Regions from separate parts of the Homo sapiens genome. Here region 1 is linked to region 2. The links are chromatin loops, found by intact Hi-C in ENCODE. Cell type or tissue: PC-9. All regions are shown on one strand.

What was found. Peaks named below come from ENCODE experiments on the same cell type or tissue, not always from the same donor. Only the 100,000 strongest peaks of a DNase experiment are listed, where the experiment ranks them.
Region 1: a loop joins it to region 2, with 4 times the contacts of the local background. A loop is called at or near these places in 1 of 110 quality-filtered maps.

What each region holds. Positions count from the first base shown.
Region 1 is chr3:159,868,546-159,876,545 of GRCh38, forward strand. All of the region lies in intron 5 of IQCJ-SCHIP1 (IQCJ-SCHIP1 readthrough), which reads left to right. The region is part of intron 3 of SCHIP1 (schwannomin interacting protein 1); the gene reads left to right. Among named protein-coding and RNA genes, the nearest start is that of IQCJ-SCHIP1-AS1, 100 kb to the left of the region's middle. RefSeq lists an enhancer at 3,476-4,675. In PC-9, a CTCF peak has its summit at 3,932; a DNase peak (open chromatin) is centred at 4,026; H3K27ac peaks cover 2,631 bases.
Region 2 is chr3:159,453,850-159,461,849 of GRCh38, forward strand. All of the region lies in intron 4 of IQCJ-SCHIP1 (IQCJ-SCHIP1 readthrough), which reads left to right. All of the region lies in intron 1 of SCHIP1 (schwannomin interacting protein 1), which reads left to right. Among named protein-coding and RNA genes, the nearest start is that of MIR3919, 180 kb to the left of the region's middle. In PC-9, a CTCF peak has its summit at 4,811; a DNase peak (open chromatin) is centred at 4,352; H3K27ac peaks cover 1,962 bases.

The sequences.
Region 1 (8,000 bases), 410 kb after region 2:
TATGCATTATTCCCACTGAACCACGTAGTAAACTATGGTTACTTGAGAAATTTTATTTTTTGTCCTGAAATTAGAATTGCCTCCTTTCTCCCCATGTTCTGCATTTGTATTCCAGTGTGTGAATATACCACAATTTATTTGGCCTCTCTCCTGATAATGGGCATTGGATTATTTCAAAGGTTTTGCTCTTGTAAACAATGCTACGTATAAACATTCTTGTATATGTCTTCTGCTATACATATGCAAGAGTTTCTCTTTGGGGCATACCTAGGAGTAGAATTACTAGGAAAATACATGATTGTTTACACTTAGAATATAATGTCAAACTGTTTTCCAACATGGTTGCAACAGATTATACTCCTACCAGCAATGTTTCAGAGATCCTGTGGATCCATAACGTTACTAACATTTGATATTGCCAATTCTTTTAAGTTTTTGTGAAGATTGAATAGGTATAAAATGATTTTTATTGTGTATATTAGCCGTATTTGTTTTCTCTTCTGTGAAATATCTGTTTGGGTCCTATGCCAAATTGCTGTTGGATTCTTTATGCTTTTCTCATCAACTTATCGAAGTTCTTCAGTCATGATACTAATCCTTAATACACTGTATGTATTGCATATATCATTTCCCAGGTTGTAACTTATTTTTCACTTTTTTAATATGTGTTTTATGACCAGAAGTTCTGAATTTTATAGGTTGATTTTATACTGAATTTTATCAAACTTTTCTAGTCAATGGCTTTCTGTATCTTGTGTAAGAAATTTTCTTCTCCCCCAAGATCCAATAGACATTCATTAGATTTCCTACCAAGAGTCGAAAGTGTTGAGTTTTTAAAAGTCTGCAATCAGTCAAAAGTTGATTTCTTGATATGGTATGGAGAAGTCAAATTTGATCGTTTTCCTTATATATGACCATTTTTTTATCATATTTATTGGACAATCCCTCTTTTACTCACTGATCTTATAGACTACTCCCATATATACTGTATGTTAATGGAAATATATTCTATTTTATTATTGTTTCTATCTCAGCAGCAAAACTATAGTGTTAATTACAATAGCTTCAAAATAAGTCCTGATATCTGGACAGGAAAGTCCTTTTTGTTATTCTTTTTCTTCAGAAGTATGCTGCCTGTTACGGCTTTTTTTATTCCTCCACATAAACTTTAAATAATATAATCAAGTTCAACAAAATACTCTCTTGGAATTTTGACTGTAATTGCATTGATTCTATAGACCAATTTAGGAAGCATTACATTTTCTCATTGTCTTTCTATCCATGAATATGGTCTGTCTCCCCCTTATTTAGATCTTATTAGGTATTTCTTAATAAGGTTTAGACATATTACACATCTCTTGTTATATTTATTTCTTTCTTAATAAGGTTTAGACATATTACACATCTCTTGTTATATTTATTTCTAGATACTTGCTATTCTGATAAATTCTCTTCAGTAATGCTTTCTCATTTGCTGCTGGTGAACAGAAATGCAATTAACTTTGTATACTAGTATTATATTCAGCCACTTTGTTATTACTCCTATTACTTCTCTACTCTCCTATTATTTCTAATAAAGTTGTCTGTAGATTCCCTGGGATTTTTAAAGAATGATATCATCTACAAATAATGGCAGCTTTATTTATTCATTTTCAATTCTCATGCTTTTGGTTTCTTTGTCTTATTGGATTGGCTAGGTACCCTAATACAGTGAGGATTAGAAATAGTAGTAGTTGGAATCCTTAGCTAATTTCTCATATTAAATGAAATGTTTCTACTGTTTTCCCATTTCAGATGATGTTAATTTTATGTTTCCTTTAATGATTCTCTTTATGAGATGATGTTCCCTCCCAGGTATAACTTACAAAGAATTTTTATCATGAATGGGTATTTAACTGTATCACATGCTTTTTCTTCATCTGTTGAGTTGAAGAAAAAGTACAATTTCACTCTGTTAATCTATTATATGAATTAATGAATTACATTTATAGATTTTCAAAATATTAAACCATGCTAGCATACCCAGTCTAAACCTAAAGTGGTTAGGGAGTATTATATTTTTTCAGATACTGTTGGAGTATTATATTTTTTCAGATACTAATATTATAAATAAAATCTGAGTAAATAATTATAAATAAAATTCATATTTTATTTGTAACATTTTGTTTAGGATTGTTAGGTTTATATTCATGATTGACATGAATCTATTGTATTCTTTTCTTCTGACATTTTTGCTTGGTTTTAGTATCAGGGTTATGCTGGCTTAAAAATGGATTGGGAAGTATTCTCTTTCATATTGTCTAAGAAAAGTTTACATAATATTTTTATGATCTGTTTCTATAAAGCTTGGTAGGACTCATTTCTCTCTGGGCCTGGTGTTTACTTTGTGTATTTGCTTTAACGACAGCTTCCATTTCTTAAGTGGTTATAATATTATACATACTTTTTATTTCCTCAGATCAGTCTGATGAGTTATATTTTTCTAGGAATATGTCCATTTTGTTTGTTTTCAAAATTGTTGGCATGATGTTTTCTCATTTCTCTGAAAGTATTAATTTTAATTAAGTTGTTTAAAATGTTTTCCTGTCCATCATGACTTTTTCTGAGTTTATTTTTCATTTGTTTTGCTTTCTGCCCACCAATAACTAAGTATAAGACACTAAAAGCTGTTTATAAACTGTGGTTGGGGCTAGTTGGCATGCATCATCTGCTTAGAGAGCCCTTCCCTGACCACCCTATTAAAAGTAAACGTTCTCGTACCCATCACTTTGTCCGGTCTTACCCTGCTTATCTTCTTACCCTGATTTGTTTGTTGGGGGGGGTGGGGGGGGGCTTATTATAACCTAACGTTGTAGTATATATACTTTGTTCTGTCTTTCTCTAGCTCTAAAATATAAGCTCTAAGAGAGCAAGACTTCGTCTCTATTTTGTTCACCACTGTAACTATTGCCTAAAATAGTATCTAATACATAATCACTAAATATTTGTTGAATAAATGAATGGTGAACTTCACTATAGAATGGCTGAATAAGGACACAGCTCTTTCATTGGGATGCATCTAATTGAAAGTATCTAGGAGTCTTTTCTCTTGGGCTATGAATTGCGACTGAGAGAAACCCTCCAACCTCATCTTGAGGCATTTTAAACCTGGCTGCCAATGTTTTAAGACTCTAGCAGGGGAAAGATAGGAACTGTAGCATATAAAATTTTACTTAATTTCCTTGATTTCAGTAAAGCATCTCTTTGCCACCTCAGCTGTGCCTGAGCATGCTCCAGTCTCAACCTCTTAAGACAATAAATTTCCTGATTCTGCCAGGCCACAGGTGGTCAGGGCAGATAGCAGGGCAAGAGGGTCCTTTCAGGTGTTAAATCAATCTTTGTGTTCGGTCCTACTTCACTCCCCTACTTTCAGCTGTATCTGAGCATTTCGAGGATCCTGCAGTAGAAATGCATGTGCTTCCTCTACCAGCCTCCCCTGTGGGCACATGGTAGATTGAGGTAGTTAAGTCAAATACTCCCCACCCATCTGCATATTATCTTCTAAAATTTCATCAAAATCCCTTGTGTGCTGTTGTTTCCATTTCCTTTTTCTTTGTGCATATAGATTTGTACCTTCTTTTTTTCTTTAATATTATTTTAGTAAGATTTCAGAAGTGAGAGTAGATACTTGTGCTTAATATGCCATGGTTAACTAGAAGGTTTTCACTGTTTTTAATAGCACAAATATGTTGATTAAAACCCTGTGTGGAAACCCAGCTTGGCAGTCCTCCTTTGGTTCAGGAGGACTGAAGGAGAGAGACTGGAATACCTCTGCCCAGAAAATGTGTCCCCCATCCTAATTGCCCCTTTCCATGCCTGCCCTTTGGTACCTCTCTCCATCCTTCCCCTACAAGCCCCTGAAGCCTACCTGAAACTCTTCTGGCAAAGCAGAATTTGAAAATCACTGAGTCATCTGCCCCCTGTGGAGACACGGATATCTAAACACAAATGTATTTCACAGTAGCTCATAACAAGCTACACTTGTTGACTCACCATAAGGAAGATTATTTATATCCTGTTCTTTCTGATACTTTCATCTCCACATTCTGGGATGAGATCATCTTCTGAGAACACGATGACTGTTTGGGATCTCTCTCAGAATGATGGTTAATAATGAGACTACATATTTCTAAGAAATATCACTTTATCCCTATAAATTTAAAGTTTGCAAAGACTGACTGTCATCCTCCTCATCAGTAATAATGTAGGAGAAAAGCCTTTAGAATGTTCAGTTGCAATTGTGTAACCCATACTCCCTATCCCTGTTAGAATTTGTTTCTGCTGCATCACTATCCCTGAAATTCTTCATTGAACTGGAAATACCTTACCTCTTACTTACAAAAGTACTTGAGGGATGTCAGAACATTGAGTTCACCAGTATGGTACTCCAAAATGTACCAGAGCACATAATAGTATTTGAAAAACCATTAGGTAACTTACAGAAAAGCTATCATTTTTTATGCCCTCCTCCAAGGATTACCTCTAGTATTCTAAAATATTACACAATTTCAACGTGAAATAGATTTTAAGTGGATCTTTTGAGGAGTAATAAGATTAAAACCAGGTAAACCTGATATGAATTTACTACTCTGAAGAGCTCAATGCCCAATTTTAAATGAGGCTGGAGATTTAAAATTAATTGACCAAGCAGTGGATTCCTAAATGCTAAGCTTACTTTTTAAGGCAGGGCCTACTGAGGTGAGTGGGATCTTTGGCAAACTAATGGAGTTCTGTTTATGTTTCTTTAAAGGCTGTATATTTGCCTGTAGAAACTAACTCCATGCACAGTATGTGAGAAATTATCAAGTAACATGAGGGTCTGGGAAGACTGGAGTTTCAACTGTTCCTGTGAGCGTGAGTTCCTCTCAGTTGTCTGTTGGGTTTTAGCCCCACTGGATTTTTCTAGATGTTGCTATCTCCTAAAGCACTTCTTAAGAGTGACAAGTTGTTAAATGAAAGCTAGGCTTACAATAATCCCATAAAGACATTTCATGCCTAATAGTGCAGCAAAATAATATTTGATGTTGCTTCATAACTCAACTAATTAAATTTGACTTATACTGAAATGTGGCAAGTAGAGTGTCATTTTTTTCTTCAAAATTTGCTAATCCACACATTATCAGCCCTTTACAAACTGAAACTGTATAACCTTTGTCATTTTTTCTATTTAAAAGTGTTTCCGTAAAAAGTTTTTTAAAGCTTAAAATGAAATGAGAAAAATGAATTATCTATTTTTGAAATAAGGTTTCTAAGAAATATTAGGGTTAGTCATATTCTTGAAGAAACATTTTTTCTATTATTACTAGTATGATACTTTCCTATAAAATATGTTTTCATTGGCCAAACTAATTATCAGTTAGCATTATGTTTCAGATGATGAGCTTGTATAGCTTAGTGTAATTAAAGGAATAGAAACAGGCTTAGCTGCTGTGGGAACACAAGATAGTCTTTATTAATAGATATCTGGGAAATCTTTTATTTTTTAAACATTACAACCTGACCTAACATTGTGAAGGAAGTTTTCTCTGCCTTCTCCTTTTACCTTTTCTCAGAGTAACCACGAAATAAATTTGATTCTCACCTCTCTTCTTACCTTACCCCAAGAGAGAACTTATTTACATACATATACATATAAACACAGTCTTTTTCATAAAGTGTGCAATGGGATGATGTGACCTGAAATAGGCTATACCATTTTCTCCAAAGGCTGAATATTATGAAAAACAGAAATTCCCCAGAGAACTTTTGAGCAGCTGCTTTGAATAATGATTACTGTTTACTTAACTCAACCATTCCAACATCACCCAATCAAAACTCATTTCTTTCTTGGCCTTATAGGTTTATTGGTAAATGGCTGAGACAAGGCCAATAATGGACACCTGCCATCTCCTTTTGTGTTTGGGCTGGAGGGCAAGGAGTGGGGGGCACCCTAACTGGGAGCTGTTATCAACTGGACCAATAACAGTGAATCCAGAGAGACTTCAAAGAAATAGGATTCACAGGGACTTTAAAAGTGAGGAACTGAGAATCTGTATATACAATGTGCCACGAATCACAGGTCGAACCAGCATCATTTTGCCAAGAAAGTCAATCATCCTTTTGTCTCTAACAGTAATAATTGTTGTATGATTTTCTGGAAGAAGTAAGCACAACGGTTATATCTGCCCAGCGTTAATGAGGAAAGAGGTTGTCTAGTTCCAACTCAGTGAAATTGCCTGTCTGTGGCATCTTTCTTGAAATAATAGATGCATACTGTAGCAACCTATTTATAACATGCAACATATCTTTAACATTTCATATTAGTCTCATACATATATACTAAAGATTTGCTTTAAAAACCCTTCATATAAGTATTTCCAAGGTGTGTGTCATTGCAAATGGTAGCTAATGATGACTTCTTTTTTTTCACTATTTGAAAGGCCACTGGGTAGTCTAAAAAAAAAAAAAACAAAAACTATCATTTTTTATGCCCCTCCTCTAAGGATTGCTTCCAGTATTCAAAAATATTACACAATTTCAAAAGTGAAGCAAGATTTGAAGTAGATCTTTTGAGGAGTAATAAGATTAAAATGGCAAAACAAATCTAATTATGTAAGCAATTCTTCTCCTTCACAAACCTGAAAGAAAAGCAAATTGGTATTTGTGAAATTTTCTTTGTCTAATAAATAGTCTCACTTTACAATAACACCAATGACCCTGGTTTAATTAGGTGCAATTAATTTTATGCAAGCTGAATTTGACATCTTGCTAGAGGCATAACCAGCTGTACCCTGTCTTATGAATTTTTTTTTATCACCAATGAGAATTCAATTGCCTGAGCTATTGCAAAAGAGGGGGAGGCAGGAAGAAAAAGACCACAGGGCTGCATTTTATATTTAAAAATGGCTCTAGTAGACAGCTGAATGTTTAATTAAAAGAGTTTCTAGGAATTATTTTTCATTGGTGCATCATCTTTGACAAGCTATGATGACTTTATTACTGTAGTTTGCATTCTCTTTGGACAGTGGTCCTATACATGTGTCTAGACACACACAGTTCACGTGACAGTGCTCCATTGAGAGTGCACAAAAGCATTCATTGCTGCTAGAAAACATTCTAACTGACTGCAGGTGAGCCATGTTATCTAAGGTTTAACACCATCCTTTTACTCAATCCTGTTGTAAAATTTTCTGTCCTGCTTGGATTGTTCTCATTCAGATTATTGCACGCATTAAAAACCCATGGAAAGCCAGGCACAGTGGCATGTGCCTGTAGTCACAGCTACTCAGGAGGCTGAGATGGGAGGATCCCTTGAGCCCAGGAGCTTGAGGATAGCTTAGGCAACACAGCGAGAACCTGTCTCTAGAACAAAACAAAACAAAACAAACCATGAAAGAGATTTCTGATGAGAACAGAAACCATTAGTGCAATCAACAGATTACAAAGAGGAAAACAAGATCCAATGGCTATAATTTGTGAAGTGTTTTCTAAGTAGACAGAATATTTATGTATGGCATTAGAAAATCAGTGTCATTGAAAACACTATAAAAAGCTCAGATCCTGCCATATTTGTCCCCCATTCTTCCAGTCTCCCTGCTTCTGTCACCAGAGACAATCACTGTTCCAGGATTTGTATTTGTTCTTCCACCATCGATCATGAGGTGGTGTATCCACATGCTCTGTTAATCACCATGCTTTTTCACTTATCAACATGTTTCGGGTCTGTTCACTAGGCAGGCAGTGTAGCGTGGTGGGTAGGAGCGGGGTATTGGGAACCAGAGGGTCTGGCTTGGAATCTTGACTCTGCCGCTTACTAGCACTTACTAATGGCTTCACTTGTGGCTCAGTTTCCTCATCTGTAAAATAGGGTAATAATTGTGCCTACTTCATGGGGTTACTGTGAGGAAGACCAGCAAAGCACTCAGAAGAGTGCCTGGACGAGAGTCAGTGCTGCATTAGTAGGTGCTGCTACAGTATTTCGT
Region 2 (8,000 bases):
TCTGATTCTAGCCCACTGAACGCTAATACAGCACATGCTCCTACTCTGCAGTGGCCCACTCTACCCTGACCATCATTTTAGAAATCATATTCCAGCACCAAGCTCCTTCTACTCCACCATCCTGTGTCTAAGCCCAAGCTAGGCCATGAATTTTCAGAACTTGACAATTCCAGGTCTTTATCTGCAGCCTGCAACTCTCTGTTGCTTAGACTCTCAAAATTCACAGCTGATTTTGTTTCATTTCATTCCTGGAAGATTCAAGTAGGGCAGTGATTCTCAGCATTGTCTGGACATTGGAATCACAAGGGGAACCTGAAAAGAATAACAATGCCTGGGTACTATCCCCCGAAGATTCTGATACAATGGGTCTGGAGGGTAGTGTGAGCATTAGGATTTTTCAAAACTACTCCTATGATTTAAATACATAGCTAAGTTTGAGAACCGCTGACTTAGGGGGCTGTTCCCAGCCAAGTTGTAACCTGGGATGGGGGTGGGGGCTGGTGACAACCCACCTCTCACCTGCATTGGGTGTGGTGGCCAGAATCTACAACAAAGGCAAGTCCTGAAACCAAATCCTAGGGAAACTGATTAAAAATAGCAGCCTAGTCCAATTGGGTTACCAGGTCTCAGGTAGCAGAACTCAGTAAAAAGAGAAATAGGTATGACAAGACCAGATCTTGGTGTCCCCAGTCAAGCATTGTTTAGATTCTATCCCTGGGTTTGGGAAGGGGGCATGGTCAAAGAAAATGAACATGATTTTCCCTATAGCAAACAATAATAGAATTTCCATGGTCTCAGAAGACAGCCTTTATTCTGATTTGTTCACATCTACAAATTTATACCAACTCTGGGTCCTGGAAGTCTTGTTCTTTCCCACATATGAAGTCTGATAAAAAACCAGAGGTGAAGGTGGCAGGAGCCTCAATGACTTGTCCAAGGTCACACAGCAATCTGAAGGTAGGCTTAAGAGCAGAGGACAGGTCTTTTGTCACCATCCAACAATGGACCTATAGGAAATTGATTTGTATATCGTGTATTTAAGCCATGAAGTCAAGAACTATGTGGAATACTCTTTTAAAATAGATCACTATTTAGAAAATTTGTGACTCACAAAAATGTTTTTTAAAACTCTTTTTCCATTTTGAAACTGTAGAGCAAGATACTTTGTTAAGGACGGAACCCCAGCAGATGAGACCCAGGTATTTGCCACTTACTGTAAAGGAAAAAAGAGAGAGAAAATGAATCTGGATATTTTACTGGATTTTTCCCAGCTACCAGGAGATAATTAAGATTCTCTAATATATTTGCTCTGTAATTTCTTGGGGAGGGCAATCACCTAGCTGGGATGCATTTTTTACCTAGAGCCAGGGTATTTATTCCTCTAAGGACTCACAATATAGTCAGATGCCAAGAACATGTGAATAATATTTCCATACAGGTGAATGTTAGGCCAGAAGTGAGGCACTAGAAGACTCATATCCCTGGAGGACTTCAGCTAACTGGGGCAAAGTCTGATGGAATCTACCTATAGACCCAGATGGCCAGAGAAGACAAGCAAGGCAATAACAATAATATGCAGCATTGCACTTTACAGTTTACAAAACACTTTAAGGCATTGTAGTAGCCATGTCTCAGAAAAGTATACAAGTCAAGCAAGTGTCACAAAATAAGTTGAAACAACTTAAGCTATTTTAAGAAGCTGGGGAGAAAAATCACTGTGGGAATGCCCCATGATTTGAAGAAACCTATTTCACAGGTGGCACAAGTAAGTTCAGCAAGATTATGTAACTTGTCAAGCTGACATGAAAATAATGATAGGCCCAATCCTAATGATCAAGGTTCTTATTTCACATTCAGAGTCTATTTTACTATCACACCACAGATGCCTCAAGTAAAAGAAATGCAGGCAGGGTTGAGAGGCCAGGATGCCAGAGTCAGGAAGAACAGCACAAAGAAGAAGGTTTGGTGAGCCCAGTTCTAGGACTGGGTGTGAGACATCCTGGGCTGGTGAGTAGTAAGTAGGTGGTTGGACTTAGGGCAGAGGCCTGGGGCTGCTGTCAGCCTTAATGAAGGAAGAGATGCCACCGTAATTAATGAGTGTTTCTGGAATGTCTGTATGCCCAGGTTGTATCTGCACTGAAGATCATCTGAGCCGGCTGAGCAGTATTAAGTCTGTCTCTGAAATGACCACTCAGATATCGCCTCAACCTAATAAAATAACTTAATGGAATTTTTCACTCTGATCAGATGGTTTCAGGCCCAGTTTAGGATGACTGATCACATTCCCTGAGCCGCTCTGTCATCCTCCCTTCGCTGGAGCTTGCTGGGTTGGCTAGTGATAGGATTTGAGTGATGTTGCCTTATGGTTTATGTCTCTGTTTAACTCGAATGAATATTATGGAACTTAAGTAAATTGTTTAAAATAAAGAATAAAAGCATTTCTGTGTCTTTTCTCTATGTTGAGGGAATGATGGAATAGTGGACTTCATTTTAGAGAAAATCAGATATATCGATCTTTTCATCTATGTGGATACTGAGAGCTTTCATACTTTGGTTTGGAAAGACGAACAAAATTCATACCCAACTAAATGCCTTATGTATGCCCAGAAAATTTTCCTCCATGAAAAAGAGATCTTACAAGAAATCTGTACCTCACTTTCTCTATCCTGTGAAAGTTAGAGATCTTTTCTCACATTTTAAATGATACATGATACATGTATGCCTATGTATAAATGCTGCTCTAGATCATTTGGGGGACAGAAGGAAGAGGGCGGAAGAGCACTTGGAAGTATAGAGAAGTTGTTAATAGATGTTCATGATGAGAGATTAGAGTTTAACACGGTAACAGGCTTCCACTTCGTAAAATAATTGGTTAAGATCTTGATGGGGATTTTTCTTCCCAAACCTCTTGGTCACCCTGACCTGACTTTAGAAGTATCAAAGAGTGAGAAAGTCACATGTAGTCACATACACACATCATAAATAAGTGTGTATCCTCATAAAAATATGCAGAAAATTTTAAAGATCATGATTTTTAATAAAGGATTTTATAGAAGCACACAATATCAGGAAGGGTTGTTAAAAACATAACATTGTGTTCACATGGTGTGTATTTATCAAATTAAGTTTATCTAATTAGCGTGGCAAAATAAAACCCTTACTATAATTATAATTTGGAATTTTTGTACTATAAGAATTTTTTTCTCAAATTACAAAAGCTTGCATATGCCATTTGTCTCTGTAAAAATTAAATATATTCATTTATACGTGGTATTTTAAAAATGAGAGATAGTGAGAAATTCTGGATGTGTTTACTGATGACCATGCCTATAATTAGCTCCAACTTCCTCATTTAAAAAGGAGATTTCCAAGAATAATAGCTCATCTAATTGAAGATCATTATAAACAAATTAGGATGTAATTGTGAGTTGTGCTAATGATGCATGTTAAATGTATAAAGTGATATCCTGGTGTAGAATTATGGTGAATATGTTTGTCCTTACCATTCTTTGTAATTATCATTTCTGTTATGCTTGTGCTGTTTCTGTTTTTTTTTTTTATGTGTATAACATTTTGGAAGTAGGGAAGTTGCAAAATTGGTGCTGTGCTTTGGGACAATTCATTTACTGAGCAGGTATGAGTTGGATTGGAGGAGCAAGAGAAGTCCTTGATGAAGGGAAGGGAGGAAGCTATAAAGAGAATGTTTAGTTTTATTAATATCTGATTTAAAATATCATGTATTAGATGTTGATTCAACAGAGTTATATCATTCAGGAAAATATGACATATCAAAGAGAAATATATACAGTAGTCTTCCCTTATCCTCAGAGGATATGTTCCAAGACCCCCAGTGGCTGACTGAAGCTGTGAATAGTACTGAACCCCGTATATACTATGTTATTTCATATACATACATTCCTATGATAAAGTTGAATTTAGAAATTAGGCACAGTAAGAGATTAACAATAAAATAGAATAATTATAACAATATATGTAATAAAAATTATGTAAATGTGCCCCCCAAAATATCTTACCCTTCTCTACTCATGCAGTTTTGGGCTTTAGTTGACTGCAGGTAACTGGAATTATGGAAGGCAAAACCACAGATAAAGGAGCACTACTGTATTTTTAAAGAATGTTGGCAAAAATATATTAAACCTCAAAACTGGCTTAGCAATTAATAAAACTTTTGAGAATGTCTTCTGTGCAAGGAATTTTAAGCATTTTATCATGCACATACTTGCAAAGTGATGCAGAGCTCTGAGGAAATAATCCAAAAGAAACTTTAAACATAATTGTAATATGAAATCACCATGAGTTATCTTCATGCAAATGTGTCTGGGTGACTCATGGCACTGATCCAATGACAACCCTTCTGTCCTCCCCAGTAGTTGTCCTTTCTCAGGAACAGGTGACCACGCCTGCCTAACCACATACATCCCTCTCCTGAGAAAAGTCCACTCTCCAGGACCTCACTCTAGCTGCTGAGGGCACTCCCTGGAGGATGTGTTTAACTACATCTCCCAAAAGACAAACTGCAAGCCCAGGAGGGCGATCTCAGCAGGCAAAGTATTCAGGACACAAGAGTGGCCTCTGAGCTTCTTTTCTTCTTTGGCTCCTGGAAACTAAGAACAAGGGAAGAAGTGGACTCAGCATGGGCAATTTTTAAAAGTTACACAGTTAGTTCAGCCTCACAACAGATGAACTGACTTTTCTTTTTTTTTTTTTTAAAGGAGTTAATGGTTTGGGCTGGTTGTAATAGCTCCTTGTAATAGATAGTAAAGAGTTTTCTGGATTGAAGCCAAACTTACCTTCAGTGAAAAACACATGAAGGTAATTGCTTAGAGAACTTGCACACTGAAGAGAAGAACAGTTCATGACATTTTAACACAATAAATGATGGGGAAATCCCATTAGGGAATTAATCTTTTATCCATGGAGCTAGAAAGTTAAAAGAGAGAAAACTAAAAGTATTCTTTTATCTGCTTTAAAGTGAAAAAACAAAATCCTAAGGGAGCTACATATTTGCTAGAAAGTACAGGGACTTTCCTGAGCTTGTGCTCTGATGAAATAAGGGGTTTTATTCTTAATGCAGTTTAACATGCATCTTCATGTGGACTTGTTTTCACTGAATACCTTTATGCTATTTCTGTAAGTATATTATTCTTCATTGTTCTAAACTTTGGCATCAAAAATTACATGTATATTTGATGATTCAAAGAAGATAATTATAAGTTTCTCTTCTCTCTTTTTGATTATGCAATATATAATGAGGGCACATTTACTCTCTCTGCATACTCGGCACTCAATCATGTTTGCTGTTCACTCACATTCTTCACTTTCTTAGAAGTCCTCATGCTCCGACTGCTGCTATCCCAGGTATGGTCTCCTGGGCCCCATGGTGGTTTTATAATGCTGGGATCAAAGCTCAGAGATTTAACTGCAGCCATTTTAAGGTTATGGCCCAGAAAATACTAATCAAAAAATTTAATAAAATGAAGATTGAGGGGAGCCTTGCTTTTCCAGGCTTCTTGCTCATACTGCTAATCAGCCTTTATTCATTTGACAAATATCACTGAGCACCTACTAGGTGCCCAAATCTAAGGGGCTGGAGATATAGAAATGTCCTTGCCTGAAAAAGTCTACACATAACTATAGTAGATCAGCATCTGAACAAGTTATTATAGTACCCTGTGAAAAATGCTATATAACAAAAAAAAATGTGATGCGGCTGTATCAGACAGAAATATTTCAATGCAAAGACACAAAGTAAGACTAAAACTCAGGGTAGCCCAAACAAAAAAGCTAATTTATTAGCTTGTACAACTAAAACAGAATTATTGCTGATCCTAGGCACCTCCAGTACCTACAATGTAATTGTATTTAGAGATAGATCTTTGAAAATGTTATTGAGTTAAAATGGGGTCATTAGGGTGAGACCTAATCCAATATGACTGTGTCCTTATAAGAGGAGGAGATTTAGACACAGGCATACACAGAAGGAAGTCCACATGAAGACACAGGGAGAAAAGGAACATCCAGAAGCCAAGGAGAGAGGCCTCAGAAGAAACCAATCCTGCCAACACCTTGATCTCATACTTCTGGCCTCCAGAATTATGATAAAATGAATGTCTCCTTGTTTAACTCAGTCTGTAGTCCTGTGTTATGGCAGCCCTAGCAAACTAATACTGGGCACTGTCACAGGCTCCATGGCGGCTTCTCATCAACTCTTACCATCACCCTTTGGGCTACAAAATAGCATCAGCTGTTCCACACTTTACGATTTCTCACTATATTATCCAAGTGCAGCAAGAGGAAGCTTCTAGTAGCTCTCCATGTTTTAGAATTCCCACTCTTTACCATGCCTTTGTCTGAACAGTTGCTGTGGCTTAGGGAATGCAATTTGTGGACTGGCTGAAGCTATCCAGGACACACCCCTGAGGGTGGGTGAGGTCAGTTCCATCCAAACCGAATAAGGTGAGGTCCCCAAAGGAAGGTCAAGGAATAGTTGTAGAGCATAGCATGGAGATAACCAACAAAGACCCACAGAAAGTGATCAAATAAATCTACCTGGAAAAGCTGAGCAAAAGTAACCCTGAGGGGAATTAAGGTGGGTCTTGGAGAATAAGTAGGTGTTCTGTAGAGAAGGACTCAAAGAATAATACACACAAAGGAAGCAGCATATATGAGGGCACAGAAGGCACAAAAGAGTCTGTTGTATCTGGTAAGGTAATCAACATGTCCCTGTCTACCTGGAAATTTCCAGTTTTAGCCCTGGAAGTCCTACATCCTGAGAACAACTCTTCTTGTTTCTGGCAGATATAGTTTGCCTGGAACTGTATCTATTTTAAACGGAAGTTCCACATCCCAAGACCCCCTTAGTCTTGGACAAACTTGGGTGGTTGGTCACTCTATGTTGGGGGAATTATGAGCAAGGTTTATGAAGCAAATTGGCTGGAGATAAAATAGGAAAGACTGGCTGAAACTAATTGCAAAGGACTTTTCATGCACCCTAGTTTGAAGTAGAGAAAAAAATCTGTAGTGTTCCTTTGCCATATTGCAAAGTAAGTTAGTAGGATGTTATTCTATGGAGGGTAGAGGAACTTCGTGTTAATCATACAAATGCCATGGACCTTTCACAACTTGACCTGTTTCAGGAAGTTCGTGGAACTTGAGGGCTATGTAGCATTGGGAGCAGCAGAAAGTTCCAGGCCAACACTTCTGACTCAGAGACACTGATCTCTGGGGTCAAGGGTCAGCACTCTGCTGGGCACATCACAATGCCCCCAAAATACTAGTTGATTCTTGGTTAACAAGCTTCCCTTAGTAAGTGGAATGGCCTCTTCATCTTCAACTATCCTCTCTGCATACCTTCCTCTAAAAGTTGTATCTCTTTTTTCTACCTTTTCATGCCTTCATTTCCAATTGCCAACCAGGGGCTTCAAACCCACCATACCTACCACTTAACTGCTCACCTTCCCCCAACATTACCTCTTCCACCTACTGCTTTCTGTCTGTTGAGGACGCTGCCATTCTCCAGCCACCCACCCTCATGCTGTGGAATACACTGCAGCCACTGAAAACAAGTGGCTGAAGAAAACAAAGTTGCAAACAATGGATATTTAGAATGATCTCATATTCATATAGATTACATATAAGTACTTTCAGATATATATAAACACAAATATACAGGAAAAATTATCCGGAAGTATATATACCAGACTCTTTTTTTTTTCTTTTTTTTGAGACAGAGTCTCACTCTGTCGCCCAGGCTGGAGTGCAGTGGTGCAATCTTGGCTCACTGCAACCTCCGCCTCCCTGGTTCAAGCAGTTCTCGGTATACCAAACCCTTAACAGTTACTATTTTGAGAGTGTCTGATGGGAAACGGAAGGGGGGTCCTTTTACTTTTTGCTTTATATACATCTCTGTTTAAATTTTTAAAGAATAAGCATATGTAACTATTTTCCAAGCAAAGATAATACACGTTCATTGTGGAAAA